Regions from separate parts of the Mus musculus genome. Here all the other regions are linked to region 2. Evidence: chromatin loops called from intact Hi-C (ENCODE). Cell type or tissue: left cerebral cortex. All regions are shown on one strand. Region 1 holds the start of Terf1 (telomeric repeat binding factor 1). Region 2 holds the start of Eloc (elongin C). Region 3 holds the start of Gm31982 (a long non-coding RNA gene).

Region 1 (2,500 bases), 850 kb before region 2:
GGGTCTTGCTGCAAATTGCAAGAGGATTTTTTATTCAAGAGCGCTCTCGGGCCCATGGTCATACACCACGCAGGGGTAGAGGACCGTGGCGCCCCAGTAGCTGGGTAAGGGGGTATTTAAAGGAAGAAACCGAAACTCAAGGAAGTGGGGAGGGCGTTGTTGGAAGATACCAAAGATACCAGTTAAGAGTCACAAGGAAGTGTAAAGTTAATAGAGTCACAAGGAATACCTGGTAATTGTTAACTCTCAAGACAGCTTCTAAGAGCCCCTAACAATAGCACATTTGCATTGCAGGTTCTGGTAATGGCCAGGGTGACTTTCTTTGAATGAGCACTCTTTGAACCCAGGAAGCGGGTGGGTAGAGGAATGTCGCTATCTCTTTTATGATTAGCATACCTTTACAAAGGCCACATTCCCAAGCCTGGGCCTAAAGGCCTAGAATTCTGTTTTTACGTTGTTATACTTTCATTCAATGCAAACATTGTACAGTAATAGTGATCAAAATGTGGTCCTGGGACTAACAGTCTCAGCATTCATGGGGAACTGACTAGACTTGCGAATTCCAGGGTCAGCACCATCCTACCCGCTCACCCCAGGCAGAACTTTAGTGAAAAATCAGAGCCCAGCAATTTCAGCTTTAATAACCCCGGATTTCAATAAAATGAACACATAGGGTAGAAAGACAGTGTGATTACAGTGTAACAGGGTTAAATGCTCATGTTTATGGCGACAAGTTAAAATTTCTGGTGCTGCTGCTGCCATAACGCTCAAGTGCTCCAGGCTGGCCTAGACTTTGTAGTTGAAGATGGCCCTAATTCCTAATCTTCCTGTCTCCACCTCCTGAGTGCTGCTGGGATTATAGACGCGCAGTGCCATGCAGTCAAAATCTGCAGTCAAAAACCTCTCGGTTTTAACTACCCTGTTTCCAGCGCAGATTGCATTTTTTAAAATGTATCTTAGCCTATCATCCAGAAGCTACACTATCCAAAACGCCTGGGCTCGGATCGACAAGGAATTTAGCAGTTCTCAGCCAATCGGAAGCCAAGCTCCAGCCACTAGCCCACCCTAGCGATGCGATTGGCTGACTTCCACGCCCACCGCGAGCAAATCAGCGCACGGCGCCAGCTGAGGCACGGCGAGCGCTTTCGGTTTAACATGGCGGAGACGGTCTCCTCAGCGGCCCGGGACGCGCCGAGCCGTGAGGGCTGGACAGATTCGGATTCTCCAGAGCAGGAGGAGGTGGGAGACGACGCGGAGCTGCTCCAGTGCCAGCTTCAGCTGGGGACCCCGAGAGAGATGGAGAACGCGGAGCTTGTGGCTGAGGTGGAGGCCGTGGCTGCGGGCTGGATGCTCGACTTCCTCTGCCTGTCTCTGTGCCGAGCCTTCCGTGACGGCCGCTCCGAGGACTTTCGTCGTACTCGTGACAGCGCCGAGGGTGAGTGCGGGCTCCCGGGCCGGAGGCTGCGTCGCGGCCGAGACCTGCTTGCCCCGCACACACCGGGGCGGGATCCCAGGCGGGAGACGGCGCGAAACCGGCCGCTTCCTGTTTGCTGGAAGTCCTGGCTCCCGCCCCCACGCCTTCCGCGTCCCCTGGACAGAATGTTTGTTTGTTTGTTTTAAAGGGAGCCAGCCCAGTTGCTACCGCTGCTTCTGGAGCCAAACTCTAACAGATGAATATAGAAACATTTAAGAAGGGCCGGGATGCGGCTGCCAAGGGAGGTAGTACAGCTTGTCAATGCTTATCTTGCAAGCCAGGGAACCTGCGTTTGATCCCCAGAGCCTATGCCATACACATATACTTACAGCGCTGGGAAGACCGGTGACTAGGGCTCACTGACCCCTGGCCCAACCCAATTTGGCAAGCTTTAGGCCAGTGGAAGGCCAAAAACAAAGGCCTGGGGAGGAAGGATTTTTAAACTCCAGGGGATCAAATTTCCGTCTTTTGGCCTCAACGGGCACTGTATACACATGTTACACAGACAGACGTGCAGGTAAAATACCCATATTCATAAAATAAAAATAAATGAATCTTTTGTTTAAATGTTTAAAAAGTTTGACAGTGCCTGAAAACTCAGACCCAAGTTTGTCTTCTGGCCTGTGTGTTGGTGAGAGACATCCAGGAATATGGTTGGCTTACCAGTGTACATATTCACTGCCAAGTGTATCTTTGTGTTTGTTCAAACACGCCTTTAATCCCAGCACTTGGGAGGCAGAGGCAGGCGGATTTCTGAGTTCCAGGCCAGCCTGGTCTACAAAGTGAGTTCCAGGACAGCCAGGTCTATACAGAGAAACCCTGTCCCGAAAAGCCAACCAACCAAACAAAAAAGAAATAAATGTTATAAAGTTGATTATGAATTGAACAAGTTCAATGGAAACCTTTACATATGTATACTACTTCCTAAAATACAAAGAACTTCATGGTATAAATTGCAAAGTAGTGATTTGATACATTTTATAATTTAGATGTGAATCTTGGTAAAAACAATTTTGAGTATCTGTT
Region 2 (2,500 bases):
TCTGGACATTAGGCAAACATGCTACATCAAATTACCGACCCAGTCTGGTAATTAGAGAAATATCATATGAAGGATGAGAAGCCATTTATAAATTAAATAGGGGGATGAAGATATGGAGTAGTGGCACACAAGAGTGCGGACTCAGTGTAGTTGAGGTCCAAGGTTAATCCAAGCAAGTTGAAAAGATAAGAGCCAGCATGGCGGCTACACCTTTAAAACTAACAACTGGGAGATAGGCCTGGTGGGCCACACATTTAGACCAGACGAGTTACTGAGTACAACTTCCATGTCATCCAAGAGTACTCAAAAAATTGATAAATAGAAATATAGAAACCCCAAATTACTATAAATTAACAAACATCCATGATATAAAACCACAACAGTTTACTCATCACTGAAGATTAAATCCACTTGTGAACTTCGACGGCTTAATAACACATAATATAAACGAGATCAAGTATTTACCATCTTAGACCACTTAACAGAAAATAAAATTCAATTTGGGACTAAGAAGCAGATCTGGTAGTATGGACCAAGTTGTAAAACTATTTCAATTGCTTTCTACACTAGAAAGTGCAGAGTAGGCATGCTTGCACTAAATGACAAAACTTTCATGCTCACAAAACTGAAGAGTTCCTTAAGGGAAACTAAATAAATGGGCACTGTACCTGGCACTAGATAACTCCTTTCAGGCAAAAATGAGAGGTAGATAGATGCACAAATGAGCCAATGTACCCAGCCAGGCAGAAATTACCCAAGTTGTCCAGAAGGTAAACTTTCTTTCAGGGTCCTATAGCTTAAAGCGGCGAGGGCTCTCTCCTGGGTCTAGCGACTGATTTTAACAGTAAAACAAATACAAGCGCACATGAGGTAGGCAAAACGGAAAAGCGATCCGGCTGCCATGCTCTTAACTCCACCCTCCCCGCGCTCAGCCTGGAGGAGGCCCAGCCAGCCCGCACCTCCTGTCCTCTCCCCTTTCCAGACCCACCGAGCTGAGCTAGTTAAGGTCCCGCCAAACTCCTCTCCCCTCCCCCAAGCCAGGAGCTGGGGAGGCCGGAGAGACTCAGAGCTTCCGTTCCTTCCCCGCCCAGACGGGAAGGGGTGAGCAGAGGGATAACTAAAGCATCCAGTCCCAGCCGCACTAACTCTCCTAGCGAAATCAGATCCCGATTCCCACCATAGCCCGACACTCACTAGCCAGTCCCGCAGCTACCGCAGCCGTAACCCCACGTACCGCCACAGCCCCTATTCAGGGCCGCCCCCCTCCCACCCCCAGCGGCCTACCCCTGTGGGTTCCGGGGCACAGAAAGGAATTACTTCCGTCGCGTCACAGCCGCTTTCTGTAACGCGCGGGAGACTGGTACCTGGCAAGGCCGAGACGCGATCTGCCGGTAACTTGCGTCTGGAGGAAGTGCGTTGTGGGCAGTAAAACAGGCCCATTTAAGAGACATCGCTACCAAATCCCAACCAATGAGATGCTAGGACTTCTTGGTTCCCAGAATGCAGCGCCATCCGGATCCAATTTCTGCCGAGAAAAGCTGAGCCGGCGAGGCAGCAGTGCATTCTGGGATATGTAGTTTCTTACAAGGTTTCGGCTAGTGTTTGGTCCGAAGTGACACTGCATCTTGGGACTTGTGGTTTTCTGTGTAGCGCTGAAATTTTTGATGTCTTTAAAGCTTGTCTCAACCTCTTTGTTTAAAGTAATACACATCAACGGGCATCTTAACAAGCTCCCAATGTGTTTGCCTCATTTCCTCTCTTCCCGATATAGGTCAGTGTTTACTGAAATATGCCACGCCCACCCGTCCAGTTCTCGCTGCCTATCACCATTACTTAAATCAGGGCCCATTATTTCTGCTCCTCACCTCCCCAGTTCCACGCCCCCCTCAACCAAACCTTTTCATTGGCTTTTCCGTGGTTACCTAGGCACCTTTCCTAGAAAGCTGAAAAGCAGCTCAGTTAAGTTTCCTCTCTGCTGTTTTCATGGAGTGGGCTTGAAAACCTAGATTCAAGATACTCAGTTAATCAGTCGCAGCTGTGTAATAGTATCCCACAAAAGGAAGTATAGTATGTATGTGCTATTTGGAATTTCTGAAACTTCTCAAAGGGTTTTGTTTTTGAATTTTTGAGACAGGGTATTTCAGTGTTACCCTGGAACTACGAGTCCCAGACTAGCTATGTATTTGGGGACAATTCTATCTCCTTCCTTAGCCATCAGGCACAGTAATTTCCCTATGTAATCCTTGGCTGCCCTCCAACTCCAATTTATAATTCTGTTTCAGCCTCAAAGTGTTGAAACGACAGGTGTTGCCTACCATGGGTTGCTCTGAAAGTGTTTGTCTGTTTGTTTGTGTTTGTGTTTTTGCTTTATTTGATTTGGCAGCTATGTATGCTTTTATGGAATTGAAAGCAAAAATATAGCTGCGGCCTTGAATTAATTTTCAAAGGCTTTGGAGAAATAATGAAAGTGTTTTGGTTGTATCCATAATTCAAAGTAGTT
Region 3 (2,500 bases), 470 kb after region 2:
TGATCTTACTAGTTTTATGACAATAGTAGAACACATTGGAAAGAGATTTTCTCCATGTTCCTGATGTCTCTTATCTTCATGTCATAAGTGACATTATAGAATATTAATACAACCACCATGGGTGTTTGTATAATAATCTACTAAACCAAGCACAAAATGAAGAAAGGAACTCACAAGGAGCTATAAGTAGCATCCTGGGATTTTTATTCTTTGTTGCCTTGTTATCTATTTTTGTTAGAAACTGTAATACTTTATAGTGATTCACATTATTTTAAGTGTGTTTTTGAAAAGTATAAATAGCTGAAATTTATTTAGAAATAACATCTGTTGTTTTGTTTTGTTTTTTTGAGATAGGGTCTTGTATTTGGCCTTGGAGTTGTAGTGATTCTCTTGCCTCTGCTTTATGAGTACTGGGGTTGCAAGTGTATGCCACCATGCCCAGTTTAGACTTTATAAATAAAAAGTTTCAAAGTCTAGCTGAAGTGCACGATAGAGTTGAGCCGACACCATGGTGTGAGCGTGAGTATGATCATGTAACCATGGAAACCAAGCCAAGAGTGTGTGAGTGAGTATGATAAGGTAGAAGCCCTGTGAAGTAATGTGTGAACGCCTTAGTTATGATTGGTTAAAATTAGCTTAAAAACCCTGGTCTGGCACTGTGACACACTCACTCAATCCTGGAGGCCAACAGAGATGCTGAGAATTGAGTCCACTGGAACGCTTGCCACCAAATGAGAACAAGCCCGCTCCATGCGGACCCAGCTCCAGCAAGATCCAAGAAGGAGAAGTCTCGGACCTTACCTGATGCTCCATCATTGGGCCAGGCTACAACATCAGCCAGACAGGAGGTTAGTGAAGCGTGTGTGTGTGTGTGTGTGTGTGTGTGTGTGTGTGTGTGTGTGTGTGTAGGAGTGTGATCCCATTTCATCACTTGATTATTGCTACTTATAAATAAATAAGCTGTTATAACCAAACCTCTGAGTCTGGGACTTCCTTTTTGCTTGTCATTAATCCCGATTCACGACAGTTTCACAACAGTTGGCATAAATCGGTAGCTGGGAAATAGCTGGGACCCTGCTTAGCAGCCTTCACTTAGCCGCTTAAGCAGTCGTTTAGGTCATGCTTTAATTTGCGGACATGCTAGAATTCGGACATGCTAACAGCCATTTAGCAGCTGCATACCACCACCTAGTGTCTCCGCTTTAAATTGCGGGCCATTTACCAGGCGGTAGAATTTAGTTATGCTCCTAGTCTGAAGCAGAGAACCTCTGGCCGTGAAGTCGAACGTCTATGATGTCTCCAAGGCAACTCTGATCCGAAAGGTGATGAGGAAGAGTGGGTAAATAGGCACAGACAAGTAGACCAAATAGCCAGTGGGGAGCCTAGTCTGTACTCAGCAGACACTGGCCCGTCTTATGACGCCTTGAAGCCAACTCTGATCCAAAAAGTGAGGAAGAGCAGGTAAATAGTGCAGACAAGTAGACCAAAGGAGCTAGGAGAGCCTGGGCCCATCACCTCAAAGCCAACTCTGATGCTCCCAAGGGATCCAGGTTGGAGGAAGAGCTGAGGGTGAGGGTAGAAGCCTCTAAGTCGAATGAGGGAGTGGCTGGCAAAAAGACTAGTGAGATGGGCAGATAAATTATTTAATGAATTATTGAATAATCCACTAAGAAGTAATATCACCTGGTATTTTAAAAAGAAAACAATAAAGGCACTGTACCACGTAGCTATAAACATCTCGAGCAGACTAAAAAGGCTCATCAAGGGTATGAAAAAGATAAAATTAGAGGACGTAGAAGCCTCTGACTCGGTGGAAAGAGCTTGGCAGGGTACTAACCACATAGTTAAGAATAAGACTAAGTGCAAGGAAGTTAAAACTGATGTCCCATCGACAGCAGTACAGCAGGTGGAACTTATCATAGAGCACCACAAAAAGGAGTACCTAGTATACTCATGAAGACTATAGTCGATTTGGATAAGTCGATTTGACTTATGGTCAAAAGGCTAACCATGAATATCACAAAACGACGGACTCCAACCCTTTCAAAAATGCCCTAGAGTCAGGACCAGTGTGTCACTACCTGTGGGAAGCCATTCCGAACTCCCTGGCCAGCCCAGGCCGCACCCTAAGATGGCACCTGACAGAAATCTGTGCCAGGCAGTAAACAAGCCCATATTTGGTGGATGACTCGCCCTTAATCCCTGATTGGCTGAGCAAGCCTGCCTGGTGAGGTGATGTGACCTGCAGTGATTGGTTGAGGCGTGGTTGTGGCTTGAGCGCATAAAAAACGCTTGTACCTGAGGCTGGAGGCTCCGGGGAGTTGAAGAGAGAAGCTGTCTGAATAAACTGCATTAAGAACTGGTGGTTGCGTTTTCCTTGCTGGTCGAGGCGGACGCAACAACTACCAGTGACAGCCTCCGGGCTTCTGATGCGGGTAAGAGTTCCAGACACGCTGGCCCCACAGAGATGATAATGGAAACCAGAGCGTATACCCCACAG

Evidence for each region. Hi-C counts contacts between places; a loop is a spot of excess contacts. Peaks named below come from ENCODE experiments on the same cell type or tissue, not always from the same donor. Only the 100,000 strongest peaks of a DNase experiment are listed, where the experiment ranks them.
Region 1: it touches region 2 in a loop (3-fold over the local background); 4 of 42 quality-filtered maps call a loop at or near these places.
Region 3: it touches region 2 in a loop (2.5-fold over the local background); 6 of 42 quality-filtered maps call a loop at or near these places.

Annotation. Positions count from the first base shown.
Region 1 is chr1:15,804,523-15,807,022 of GRCm38, forward strand. It overlaps Terf1 (telomeric repeat binding factor 1), which reads left to right and starts at 1,124. Exons shown (of 10, transcript NM_009352.3): 1 at 1,124-1,435. The coding sequence starts at 1,156. In left cerebral cortex, no CTCF peak of the experiment used is centred here; DNase peaks (open chromatin) are centred at 1,044, 1,373 and 1,712; H3K4me3 peaks cover 1,879 bases; H3K27ac peaks cover 1,481 bases.
Region 2 is chr1:16,655,628-16,658,127 of GRCm38, forward strand. It overlaps Eloc (elongin C), which reads right to left and starts at 1,238. Exons shown (of 4, transcript NM_026456.4): 1 at 1,195-1,238. D030040B21Rik (RIKEN cDNA D030040B21 gene) reads left to right here and starts at 1,925. Exons shown (of 4, transcript NR_037998.1): 1 at 1,925-2,500. In left cerebral cortex, a CTCF peak has its summit at 1,240; a DNase peak (open chromatin) is centred at 1,470; H3K4me3 peaks cover 1,893 bases; H3K27ac peaks cover 1,568 bases.
Region 3 is chr1:17,122,432-17,124,931 of GRCm38, forward strand. It overlaps Gm31982 (a long non-coding RNA gene), which reads right to left and starts at 2,137. Exons shown (of 4, transcript XR_865203.2): 1 at 2,082-2,137. Gm28783 (a long non-coding RNA gene) reads left to right here. Exons shown (of 2, transcript XR_373222.2): 1 at 1-848. In left cerebral cortex, a CTCF peak has its summit at 1,190 (motif pointing left); DNase peaks (open chromatin) are centred at 620 and 1,199.